Linked DNA regions of Homo sapiens: region 1 is linked to region 2. Evidence: chromatin contacts called from ENCODE Hi-C or POLR2A ChIA-PET data. All regions are on one chromosome and are shown on one strand. Each heading gives the region's core, a stretch centred on a gene start or an enhancer-like site at or near the end of the contact. The rest is flanking DNA. Distances are from core to core; before and after follow the strand shown.

Region 1 (3,389 bases), core at 215-2,714, 550 kb after region 2:
AACTTGATTGTACGACCTTGGGAGAAAATTACATAACCTGTCCCTGCCTCAGTTTCTTATCTGTAAAATGAATATAAAGAATGCCTATTTCATATTGTTATGAATAAAATTAAATGAGATAACACAAATAAAACATTTAGCATAGCTGCATAGTGCCTGGCCATAAGACATGAAAAAAAAAAAAAAGAAAAGAAAGAAAAGAAAAAAAGATAGTTGCTGTCGGCTACTCTTACAGTTATCAAACAATGCTGGTAGACCTTAATCCACAAACTGTAGCAACACTAGAAGGTGATGTGACAATACTTAATCAAAAGCCTTAAAAATATTCAAGTCTATTTCTAGGAAACTGTTAAGAAAGTTTCCTAGAAAATCACTAACATTATATGCTTAAATATTATATATAAAGATGGCCATAAAGATAAATTTCAAATAATGTAAATGTTCAACAATAGATAAATTGATTATTGGGCATATCTATAGCAGAACACAACATGGCTATTAAAATTATGTTTATTTGTTTTTGACATGGAGTTTCACTCTTGTCGCCCAGGCTGGAGTGCAATGGCGCTATCTTGGCATACTGCAACCTCCGCTTCCCAGGTTCATGCAGTTCTCCTGCCTCAGCCTCAGCCTCCTAAGTAGCTGGGATTACAGGTGCACGCCACCACGCCCAGCACAGTAGTAGATGTGGTTTCCCCATGTTGGCCAAGCTGGTCTTGAACTCCTGACCTAAGGTAATCTGCCCGCCTTGACCTCCTAAAGTGCTGGGATTACAGGCGTGATCCACCATGCCCGGCCTAAAATTATGTTTTTTTTTTTAAAGAAGTTTTAATTGACATGGTGTACGTTTAAGAAACATCATTAAATTTAAAAAGCAAAATATGAAATTATATGTATATCATTTCAATATGTGAACATAGATATAATTTAAAGCCAAAAAAATAGAAAAAACTGGAAAACCACAACATTTTAATAGCTGTTATTTCTGGGGAGTGAGATTATGAGGATTTTAAAAAATATACTTCCTTTGTCTATTTTTTTCTACAATGAACCTGTCTTACTTTTTCTACAATTAAGATGAAATATGAATTCAGAAAAGATTTGAGAAGGCATAGTGTAACTTGTCATTTGTTCCTCATACACTGTGACGTGTTTTCCAAGATGTAGGAGAGAAAACAAGAGTAAAGAAATCTGTAGGGGACACAAATAAAAACATCTTTATATCATGATTTTGAGAGGTGACAAAGTGCTAGCAGCCCTCGCTCGCTATCGGCGCCTCCTTGGCCTCAGCCTCAGCTCTGGCCACACTCAGCCCTGCAGCCCGCCACTGCGCTGTCGGGGGTCCCTCTCTGGGGCTGGCCAAGGCTCCCTCTGCTGGCCGGGAGGTGTGGAGGGAGAGGCGCGGGCCGGAGCCAGAGCCAGAGCTAGAGCCAGGGCTGCGCGCGGCGCTCGCCTGCTGGCGCGGGTTCCGGGGGGCGCCTGCTGGGCTTGATTGGAGACAATCCCGTGCGTGGACCGCCGTTCCCTCTTCGCGGGAATGTTGGCCAGGATAGCAGGTCTCCTTCTCTTTCTCGCTTCTCCTCTTTTCCTCTTGATTCTCTGGGACAAGCTCCGTCTGGGCTCCGGGAGTGCCCGGGCTAGGTGCTGCAAAGTCTCACAAGTAGTGCCAGTGAGAGGTGAAGCCAGCTGTGCTTCTGGGATGGGTGGGGACTTGGAGAACTTTTGTGTCTAGCTACAGGTTTGTAAATGCTCCCATCAGCACTCTGTGAAAATGGACCAATCAGCTCCCAGTAAGCCAATCAGCTCTCTGTAAAATGGACCAATCGGCAGAATGTGGGTGGGGCCAAATAAGGGAATAAAGTCAGGTCACGGAGCCAGCAGCGGCAACCCGCTGGGGTCTCCGTTTCAGGCTGTGGAAGCTTTGTTGTTTCAGTCTTTGCAATAAATCTTGCTGCTGTTCACCCTTTGGGTTTGTGCGGCTTTTATGAGCTGTAACACTCCCCGAGAAGGTCTGCAGTTCCACTCCTGAAGCCAGCGAGACTGGGAACCCACTGGGAGGGAGGAACAACTCCAGACGGGAGACACGAACAACTCTGGACGCGCCATCTTTATGAACCGTAAAAGTCACTGCGAGGGTCTGCGGCTTCATTCTTGAAGTCAGCGAGACCAAGAACCCACCAATTCCGGACACGATCTGACTTATCCTTGTATGTGCTAAACTCAGTCTCTACCCACAAGTGGATTTGTAACTGGTTAATCTGTCCATTGGGAATGTTTACTGTGGGCCTACCATGTACCAGGGACTACACCATGCTAGGAAGACCTGCATAGAGTTTACAGCTGGTGAGTATTTTGTAATTACAGATCAAAGTCTTGAGAAATGAGCTCATGCCTTCCTGGGTGTAACATTTGTAATCTACTGTAGCCAGTCTTCAATTAAAAATATTAAATGCTGTTTTTGTTCATTAGAAGGAATGTTTAAAACCAAAAGGAAAAAGCAATACTTTTCAATGTGTGTGAGATGTTGGCATGGTTAGACGTGGCTGGAGGAAATATTTAGCATAGGTCCTAAATGTTTGAGAACCCAGCGTTGCCAGCTGTGCTGCAGGTCACAGAGAATGCCATTGTTTGTTCTTGGAAACTGTTGCTTTTGTTCACCAACTCCCCCAACTTTGCCCAAGAGAACAGTCGAGCAGTTACAGCTCTCCTATACTGTTCCTTAGTAAAGTACCACTAGCCCTCTTTTGTTAGCATTTTTTCCATTTAATGACCTTGATAAAGATAATTAAGTGATAAAAATAACTCAAGGAAAACAGATTCAAGTAAAGCCTTTTCCCAAAGGAAAATAATGAGCGCCCCTTCGTCACCTTGCCTCATAATAAGCGCACACTCACATGTATATATGTTTATATGCGTATGTGTTTATATGTATCCATATATACACACGTGATAATGCAGGTATGCTTTTTGATAGATGAAAGCCCTGAAGCACATTTAGACATTTTTGTTAAAGAAAATATGCTAGTAGCACATGAAAAATAAAATACATAAGAGTTACATAAGTTGAGGGGCCACACAAAGCTTTTCCATAAATGTTGTGATTCTAGCCACAAGTAAAAATAGATTAGAAAGATTTGTTTGAAACAACAGCTCAACTACCCACGATTCGACCACCTGCAGTTTCACCTGTTGGGAGAACAACCAGGAGCAAGAAAATAAAACACAGAACCAGACTAGCCAGACTAGACACAGGGCAAGGTATGCACCGCTGTCGTCATGGAGCAGGCCCTTGCGTAACGGGCCCCGCTCTCCCACTTGGGCTACGCACGTTCCTAACTAACAAAACACGACGCTCATCCTTCCAAGGCCTCTGCAGATTAGAAACAGAA
Region 2 (3,590 bases), core at 523-3,022:
AAATGGAGAAGTTGAGATTCAAAGAGACTCAAACTTGACCAAAGTCCACCAGCTCACACGAAGGAGTGCACGATTCAAACTAAAGTCTGCTTGATTTCAAAGCCCACATGATTTTCACTCTACTCCTGGGACCTCCCGTATAATATTTTCTATCCTTCTCACAGGCTTAGCAAAAGATGATTCATTATTTTCTCTGCTGAGCATCTTGCTAAGTTCTACTGGTGAATATCAAGCTGTAATTTTACTCATGAAGCATGTCACTGGTCTCTTCCCCAATGAGGAGATCAGTTTCTCTGATGACCGGAGCTCCTTGAAGTCAACGGGACTTCACAGACATTGATTTGTTGCCTGCTGGAAGCCAGTTGTATAGAAAGTAATTGGGAAGCACAATGGAGTGGATGTAGCCCAGCCTAGGAAGTGTTCCCAGCCCTTAGTGAAAACATAGGCCCTCATACATGGAGACAAGATTTGGGAGAAAAGGCCCAAAGCTCTAAAACACTAGTACACCTTCTTAATGTAGAATTAGAGCTAGAAGGGGCTGCCCCACCAGAAAAGCAAAGGAGCCTATGCTAGCAGTGACTGGTTGCCTTGAAGTGGGAATAAAGGGTCCTGAATTCACTCTGCGAACCCAGGGCAATAGCAAGTGTATTTGCTGTCCTTTCCAACGCCTGCTGACTCACGGCAGCTTTGCTCTACTCTCCGGGGATAAGGCTAAAGAAAACGCCACAAGTTTGCTCTGGGTGTGGTACCATCATTACTTCATTATTCACAGGTGATTTCCTATTCCAGTTCTCAACATTGTTTTCTTCCTAATTTTCAATTATGATTGTTTAATTGCACAAGGTCCATTATTGTCATACATTTTCTCAAAGCCTTTGTAGGATATAAAATAAGTTTTTAAGTTACTATTGCTATCTTAGGTACCTTCTAGAATCCTCTGACTCACTTTTATATGGTTTCTTCCTTTTCTACTTTCACAAGGGTTTTGAAAGGGCTTACAATACAAATGCACTAAGTCAATGAGCCTAAGGAAAGAAGTTGGAGCAGAAAATAAACATTAGGGAGGGAAGGAGGGAGGTACAGGCATACCCCAAACCGGAGCCCAGCCTCAGTGACGGGCATTTAACTTAGCACGAAGCTTTCCGGGAATCCCTAGAACGATCATTTAGAATGTCATTACCTCAATCAGCTTTATTAGAGTTATGGGCTCTTAGTTGCATAGTTGAAAAATAAGAATGCCTCTGTTTTTCCAATAGTGGCTCACTGTGTTTCCCTTAGCTCCCTGGATGGGGTTAAATCGGGCAAATTTCCCCAGTGAGATGACTTGCTGTGGCTCCATACCCCTCACATTCCCCTTAAGTCAGAGTCCATGCCTGCTAACATAATAGCCTGACATACTGCCCAGAGTCCTTGACGGTACTATTTTTAGCAACAGGGCCATGTGGCACACAGTCTAGAGTGACTGTATCTCACTCCATCCAATTTTCTTTTCAACTGGACCAACTTTAATTAAAAGGGGCGAACACATCCCCAGATCAGACAGATTCCCACTTTGGACTGTAGAACCCAAGGAAGTGACATTTTTAAGAAACTCCTTTGGAATCCTGGAATGAAAGGCATCGGAGGTAGGTTATTGAAATGACTGATCTCCACCTGTCCCTGCCTCTCCTGCCAAAGGAGGATGGGACGTGGACAGTCTGCAGGCACAGCAGAGGTAGCCTGAGCTGGGAACAGGAACAGCAAAGCTGACAGCTGTGCTTTTCTGCACCAAGCACCCTGGGAAAAATCAACACTTGGGCAGCCCTGCTGCCATCTGTGGCGTTTCTGCAGCAGACAGGTTATTTATAGAAACTTGTTTGTGCAAAGCCAATATTTACCTGTCGGGGCTGTCAAAATTTACATTTCATCTGTGCCATTAGCCTGCTGTTTCCCTGTCAATAAAGGAAATTTCCATCACTAGAAAGGGAGACTGGGGGCAGCTATGAGGACTACAGTCCCCTCCCAGTAAGTGAGAGAATGAGTGGTATTCATGGTTACAGGGTAAGTGCATCTGTTGCCCAAGTGGCCACTGGACCCTCATGCTATGCTATGAAGACAAAGAGTTGTCAAGACCCAAAACTGGAATTCTCCCAACTGCTTCTTTGTAATTTAATCTTCAAAGCCACCCTTAGTTAAAATGAGAATGGCATGTTCCGCAACCACCTCTGTGTTTGTGTTGCTCCGTGCCTTCCAAAGGACTATTGTTATCTGTGGTAAGGATGAGGGGTTGGGGGCTCTCCCTAAAAACCCACTTTCTTCTAAAACCATCAAGATCCTCCATTTTTCACTGAAAATAGTCATCTCTTCTACTTCTCTGATTATCCTCTTCAGTCTTTTGGGAGTTCATCTTCTCCTGCCTGTCTCTTAAATGCAGATGCACAGTCCTGGTCCCTTCTTCTCTTCTCACTCCCCACCTTCTTCCTCGGTGAGATCATCTATTCAAATGACTTAACAGTTTTATCTAATTCTTGTGACTCCAATTTCTCCAGCCCATCTCACTCACCTTTCCTCTATAGGCTCTTCAGCAAAATTTAAAAATAATCACAATGAATTAATTTATTTTTTAATTGTCAATTTATCTTTTTGTTATTTTTTAAAAATTATTTTAGATTTGGGGGTACACGTGCAGGTTTGCTACATGGATATACTGCACAATGCTGAGGTTTGGACTTCTATTGAACCCGTCACCCAAATAGTGAGCACAGTACCCAATAGGTAGTTTTTCCAACCTTGCCCTGCTCCCTCTCTGCTTTGGGAGTCCCCAGTGTCTACTGTTTCCACTCTTATGTCCCTGTGTACCCAATGTTTAGCTCTCACTTATAAGGGTGAACATGCGGTATTTGATTTTGTTTCTGTATTAATTCACTTTCTAGCTTTGAGCAGGACAGTATCTCCATTTGGATGTGCCCAAAGCACTTCACATCTAGTTCATCCACTGAGCTCATCTCTCCCATATTCCTGGTGTGCTCTTATTCTCACATTCTCTATCTCAATTGCAGGTACTATTGCCCACCAATAAATCATCCCCAGTTTCTCATTTTCCAACTCACTCTCCATCACAACCTATCAACCACCCAAACCTGTTGATCCCACATCTTAAACACGTACTGACCACATTCCCAATCTGGGCCATGACGTTGATCAGGTGTTTATCTCCTGCTTGGATCAGGCGTTGGCCTCCTAATCTTTTCAGTCCAAAGAGTTTTCTTTCCAAAGCACAGATCTGATCATGTCTTTCCTTAGCCTAAAATATTTCTGTGGTCTTCAATAACCTTGGGTCAAAGTCTGAACTCCACAGCAATTTATACGAGGCCCTTCCTAAGCTGACCTGGCTCACCTCACCTGCTGCATTTCTTGCTCCTTTCCTCCTCAAACTCTGACCAGTGACCTAGAAGCATCCTTCTCTCTTCTGGCCTCCACCCAAGAGGCCACTCCCTCTGCCTGGAATGTCCCATCACCTCCCCACAACCACCTAGGCCCTGAGGATTCTTTTCCTGGCTGACTCTCTTTCCTCCTTCAGGATGTAGCCCAGGTTTATTTAACTGAATAAT

Evidence for each region. Hi-C counts contacts between places; a loop is a spot of excess contacts on that map. ChIA-PET counts read pairs that join two places held with the same protein, here RNA polymerase II (POLR2A). Pooled maps may share reads with other maps.
Region 1: a loop to region 2 is called in a map with no recorded cell type, with 2.1 times the contacts of the local background. The contact joins two enhancer-like sites. A Hi-C loop is called at or near these places in 1 of 37 single-sample maps with no recorded cell type and 1 of 50 pooled maps. POLR2A ChIA-PET finds 5 or more read pairs at or near these places in 1 of 52 experiments (T-cell).

What each region holds. Positions count from the first base shown.
Region 1 is chr7:37,490,699-37,494,087 of GRCh38, forward strand. No RefSeq gene overlaps it. Among named protein-coding and RNA genes, the nearest start is that of ELMO1, 44 kb to the left of the region's middle. Within about 2 kb of position 1,465, at least 2 of the 41 ENCODE cell types and tissues checked have a DNase peak (open chromatin) inside an H3K27ac peak, as active enhancers do.
Region 2 is chr7:36,944,344-36,947,933 of GRCh38, forward strand. The region is part of intron 16 of ELMO1 (engulfment and cell motility 1); the gene reads right to left. Among named protein-coding and RNA genes, the nearest start is that of MIR1200, 27 kb to the left of the region's middle. Within about 2 kb of position 1,773, at least 6 of the 41 ENCODE cell types and tissues checked have a DNase peak (open chromatin) inside an H3K27ac peak, as active enhancers do.